Regions from separate parts of the Homo sapiens genome. Here region 1 is linked to region 2. Evidence: chromatin contacts called from ENCODE Hi-C or POLR2A ChIA-PET data. All regions are on one chromosome and are shown on one strand. Each heading gives the region's core, a stretch centred on a gene start or an enhancer-like site at or near the end of the contact. The rest is flanking DNA. Distances are from core to core; before and after follow the strand shown.

Region 1 (2,700 bases), core at 58-2,557, 42 kb before region 2:
TATAAAAGATCCAGAAAGATTATGCTTCAAGAAAAGGAGAAAAGACACAGGAGACAATTTCCAGTTGACTGAACTCTCTGAAGCTGAGGTTTGCTAAGAGTCCAAGGTGGAATTCACAGAGTGACATTGGTCTCTGTGGGGTGGTATTCACTGTCACACTGGGAAAATGTCAGAGGCTGGGAGAACGACTGTCCCCTGGGAGCTAACTCTGTCCACTGAGTGTGTCATGATAAATGGGTTTCATTCATGAAGGAAACACTGCTCTTCTGAAAAGCACCAATACTGGCCAGGCAGCCAGAAAACCCAAATATATTGGAGACTCCTGGCAGAAGGGGCCTGAACTCCCTTCTAGTCTCTTCCAAGGAGTTGTCTTAATATTCCACAGTGTTTTCTGTGGCTGCTAGGCCCAAACTGCATGGAACCATACAACAAAAGTTGTGTGGCAAACTACTTGGCATTGAAATCTGAGCCAGCCTTATTCAGATACAACTGGAGGGGAGAAAAACTGCCACTACCACAAATAAGGCAGACAATGTCTTTATTAGCTTAATTCTGCAAGCATTTTTTAAAGGTAATAAAGCCTTGAGGCTTTAGTTAGAGGCAAAAGACTACAGAACATGCCAGATGCTTAGTAAAAATTCAGAATGTAGCCATGAGGTTTTATATATCAAAACACCCCAATGGGCAGATACCAGAATCTAGGGGGTAAGGCATACGTAGTTTAAAAATCATGCCTTATCTTATGATTCACTTGGGGAAAGAGGAAATGTTTATTTTTATAATACGAACATCAGAAAAATCAAGTTCAATAAAATATTTCTGGCCAGTTGAGAATATGCATTCATTCAGTAACCAAAAAATGTGTATTTTTTCTTGAATGCCTAGCCTGTGTCAGGCATTGCCTCAGGCACTGGGAGTGCAACGGTAAACAAACAACATCCTTTTCTTACGGCATTGACATTCCAGTGAAGGAGAGGGAATAATTCAATAGATAGAAAATAGAGTGCCAGGAAGGGGGAAGGGGTACGTACCAAGAAGAAAAGCAAAGCAGAGTCTGGGAAGAGAGAGTAGGGCCTTTCTGAGGAGATAACGCTTGACCCAGAGACCTGAAAGAAGTGAGGCAGTGAGATGTGCAGGCCTGCAGTGTCTGTGAGAAGTTTAAGCAGAAGGAAGAACCTGTGTCAAGGCCCCAAGACAGAGCATTGCTTGGCAGATTTAAGGAGAAGAGGGGTTAGTGTGGCTGGATAGAGTGAGCCAAGGCCAGTTCTCATAGCTGCTGATGGGCCAAGGAGTGGACGTGAGTAAGTGTGTTAAGTATGCTGAGAATCTGTTGGAGAGTTTTGAGCTAGGGAATAATGACTGATGGAAACTAGATGGGGGGTTGAGGAGGGAAGCAAGTGTGAAGCCCAGATCAGCAGAGGGAACTCTTTAAGTCATCCAGGCGAGAGATGCTGCTAGTTTGCCCAGATGGGAGCAGAGGAGATGCCAACGCATGATTGGATTCTGGAGGTATTTTGAAGGTAGGGCTGACAGGATTTGCTGATTGATGGGATATGCAGTTGGTGAGAAAGGAGCCAAAAATGAATGAAGATTTTGACTTGAACAAGGGCATGAATGATGGAGTCCTACTGGTACCATTGATGTCCCCTGGGAGCCCCAAGAAGGGAGAGCAGTGTGGGAGATGATTGTGGCCAAGGCACAATTGTTTGTGATGCCTTACTAAGCATCCTAGGGGAGATGTTAAGAAATCAGTCAGACAAGTAAGTCTGACGTTCAAAGAGCAAGCTGAGACTGGAGATAGAGATTTGAGAGTCATCAGATTTGAGGAAGAGGAGAGAATTCAGCAAAGGAGACTGAAAATACATATCACAGTTTGCTAAGACACCTAAGGATGGGTATATCAGAATCTGATTAGGGAACATAAGGTTATCAGAAATGAGTGTGAATTTTAAAAGATTAAGAAAAACTGTATTTACATCATCATATCCACAATTGTTCCTGGAATTAGGAGATACATGTTCACAGGAGTAAAAGCTGGCTTTGACAAATAAGATAAATAGAACTGAATTTCAGAATTAACTCTTGTGTTACCCTTCCCCTGAGCCACTATGAACATTTCAGTTTTAGAAAATTAGATATAAATAAGTACATCCAGAGTGTGTTTTTCATTTATGAAAAATCTAGGGCGCTTCAAGTAAAGAAATAATCCTTGTGGGAAGGAAAACAAATACATATAGGAATAAAGTATGGGCTGGGCATGGTGCCTCACACCTGTAATCCCAGCACTTTGAGAGGCCAAGGCGGGTAGATCACGAGGTCAGGAGTTGGAGATCAGCCTGACAAACATGGTGAAACCTTGTCTCTACTAAAAATACAAAAATTAGCCAGACGTGGTGGTGGCGGCACACGCCTGTAATCCCAGCTACTCAGGAGGCTGAGGCAGGAGAATTGCTTGAACCCGGGAGGCAGAGGTTACAGAGAGCCGAGATAGTGCCACTGCATTCCAGCCTGAGCAACAGAGCGAGATTCCATCTCAAAAAAAAAAAAAAAAAGGAATAAACTATGGCCTATGCAGTCAGGGGACCTTACGATCAAGTTGTCGATGCAGATACATAAATACATCACCAACAGGGGATCTGAGGAAAAGGGATAGGCACAGAAGTGGCTGATTTGACAGATAGAACGTTATTGAATGCCCTG
Region 2 (2,846 bases), core at 234-2,733:
ATTAAACATTCTCCCTATGCTGTAGTGAGAAGTGGCTCACAGACTCTGCCTCTCTGTTGAACAACTATAGCTTTTACTTTGAAAACTAATGTCATTCATTTCTATAATGGCTAATAAATATTTTTAGTGGCCCAGAATGCATTTTAAAACGTGTGTGTATATGCACGTGTGTGTGTGTGTGTGTGTGTGTGTGTCTGTATGTGTATCCATGTAAATGGGCAGTCCTGGTAGACTATGAGTGGATGCGTGGGTGGGTGGGTGAGGGGGTGAATGTGTGTAAATGGTTGGGAAAGTCTGGAGTGGCCCAAATAATAACTGAGGTTAAAAACTGGTGAAAAATATTTTAATGTAAAAGGAAAAACAAAAGTTCATGCATCTTTTTTAATGAGGAGCAAAAATAACTCCTTACCTGTTAGTGTTATTTTTAAAGTATATGATGAGTAATTTATTACCTGCTGCTACATATAGTGTCATAAAATATGAAAATACGACTAATAAGTGGGAAAGGAAATTTGTGCAAGTCAGCATTGCTGTAACTGAAAGAACTAGAGTTTATCCTGCACATATACTGGCAGTCTAATGTGAGTCTGAGGCAAATGAGAGAGCTCAATAAGACTGCATGTAAGTAGATATAGGATATTCTGAGAAATAAGAGGGCCTGGAAACCTAAGCCCCAGTTATAACACTGTTTCTATGGGAAAATATGCTACATAAATACCTTCTTTGAAACCAACTTTTGAAACCCTGCCGATTTGTAAGTTAGGGGCTAATGATATAAAATGATCACCTACTGATCTGTAAAATTCTCAGCACTAGTCTGTCATCAAGCATTTATTGAGTAACTGCTGGGTGAATTACGCTGTGATGAGCATAGCAGGGTGAAACAAAAGAAATAAAGGAGTGTTTCTGCCCTCAAAAAGCGTGCACCTCGTTGGAGAGAGAAAACCTGCATACAAAGCAACCTGAGAACTTTTACAATGCCTGAGCCCACAAAGCAAGAGGCCTGCAGGCAGCAGTGTGAAAGAGGGATGTGAGGCAAGTGTGGTTAATCAGGAAAATGTGAGGTTCCACTGGGAGAACATGTTCCCTGTTCGTTTGTAATCCCCCAGAGGCACACCAAAGACTCTCTCATTTTTCCTGGAGAGCCTCACACAAGCATGAAGCAGTAGCTGCGGTGAATGTCATATGATCCTGGCGTGCCAAGCAATTCAAAACTACAAATGGCATGTGGTATTACCTTATTAGGAAAGGTTCAGGCTTTTTTCCTCTTTCTGCTCCGTTTTTGTTGTTTAAAGGAAGATAGGTTGTTGGCAGGCTGGGCAGTGGGTACCTTCTGTACCCAGAGTTTCAGTTCTGAAGCACACCCTGGTGAATCATAGCCTTTCTGAGAGTGCCCAAGGTTTGGAGCCCAACTTTGTGTTTTTGTGTAAATTTCTGGGAGAGTCTGTAGATGGGACAGTTCCTAACCAGTGACTCAGCACCTGAGAGGCAGAGTCCTTACCTTATTTGTCAGGCAGAGCTGTTGCTTTTCATTTCTCTCCAGCCTTGAGGTCTCCAAAAGGGAGAAGGGAGATCAGGAGAGGGGAACAAGTTGTGGATAAAAATTCTCAGTCTGGGGCTGTGGTGCATCCCACTGGGAATGCCGATAGCCTGTGGAGATGGGCGTGTGGCTGAGGCTGCCTTGCCAGGTGAGGCATCCAGATCAACCAGTCTGTCCTGATTGGAGGCTCCTAAAATAAGCCCTTTGCTCTGTCGTGCAGGCTGCCTCTGAGACGTGCTTCCTGGGGGCAGCAATCAGCAAACAGTTGTACCCAGACCCTTCCTCCTGGTACTGTATTTTAGCTTTGAGAAGCACTGAATCCGTGTTACTATATATGCAGTGGGGGAAAGGATGACATTCCTCCTCAAAAGATTTACATCATCATCAGTAGCAGCAAACATTTATTGAGTGCTTACTGTGTTCCAGGCACTCCATATGCTTTGTCTCATTTAATTCCCTTTACAGCCTTGGAAGGGCTTTTTTATTATTAAAACTCCTAATACTGTTATCTTAAAATAATAATTTTACCCTAATGTAAAGTTCCATTTTGCAGGTGAAAAAAACAGAGGTTTAGGGAAAGGTTAAGCGACCTATCCATAGTCTCACTACGAGCAAATGACAAAGGCAGGATGCGAACCCAAATCTGTCTCCCTCCAAACTAAGTTAGCAGACTATTCTTCTTAGACACCTTTTTATTTGCGGTTACTATAAGTAATGTCTGTAGACCTTCTGCTTTATTCTCCTGCATTATTCAGGAAGAAATGGAGGGTTTGGTTGTTCCCCACCTCCTCCCCTCCAGGGGAGTGGGAAGAGGGAAAGTCCTTGGAAAATAAGTCAGAGATGATTTTTTTTTTTTTAAGGAGAGTTTGTAAGGGAAGTGTTGAGTTGGCCAACCGAAAGGGAGAGGCTATTCTGGACTTCACATGTGTTATGGAAGAATGCGTGGTAATGAGTGGGAGAAACAGAAAGTAAACCAGTACAGGGCAGGATCAAATAGAAGGAAATGTGATAGCAAAGAAAGGGGCAGTCCTGCCTCCAAAAGTAGCATGTTAATGATTAGCACTCTGCAGACTTTTCAGATCTCACATGCTCTCAGCAGTATTCAGAACTCCCTTGTTTGGGGGAGAGTTTTGCTTTCCAAAACACAAAACCATGACATTTAATTCTCAGTTTCTGTAGGGACTAGATGAAATCACCACTGGAAAAACAAGAATGGCAGTGCATGTTAATTATTTCAGGAACTCTTAGAGGGTGCGAATAAAACAGCTGCCATCCCAAAAGACGCTGCACTTCTTCCTCCACCCTC

What was found. A loop is a pair of places that touch in the nucleus more often than their neighbours do. ChIA-PET counts read pairs that join two places held with the same protein, here RNA polymerase II (POLR2A). Pooled maps may share reads with other maps.
Region 1: a pooled map shows a loop between it and region 2 (5-fold over the local background). The contact joins two enhancer-like sites. A Hi-C loop is called at or near these places in 2 of 168 maps with a recorded cell type or tissue (PC-9 and endothelial cell of umbilical vein) and 3 of 50 pooled maps. POLR2A ChIA-PET finds 5 or more read pairs at or near these places in 5 of 52 experiments (GM12878, MCF 10A, OCI-LY7 and 2 more).

The regions. Positions count from the first base shown.
Region 1 is chr1:67,790,463-67,793,162 of GRCh38, reverse strand. All of the region lies in intron 1 of GNG12 (G protein subunit gamma 12), which reads left to right. Among named protein-coding and RNA genes, the nearest start is that of GNG12-AS1, 40 kb to the left of the region's middle. Within about 2 kb of position 1,307, at least 9 of the 41 ENCODE cell types and tissues checked have a DNase peak (open chromatin) inside an H3K27ac peak, as active enhancers do; they include PC-9 and endothelial cell of umbilical vein, where a contact is called at or near this core.
Region 2 is chr1:67,748,533-67,751,378 of GRCh38, reverse strand. All of the region lies in intron 2 of GNG12 (G protein subunit gamma 12), which reads left to right. Among named protein-coding and RNA genes, the nearest start is that of GADD45A, 65 kb to the right of the region's middle. Within about 2 kb of position 1,483, at least 24 of the 41 ENCODE cell types and tissues checked have a DNase peak (open chromatin) inside an H3K27ac peak, as active enhancers do; they include PC-9 and endothelial cell of umbilical vein, where a contact is called at or near this core.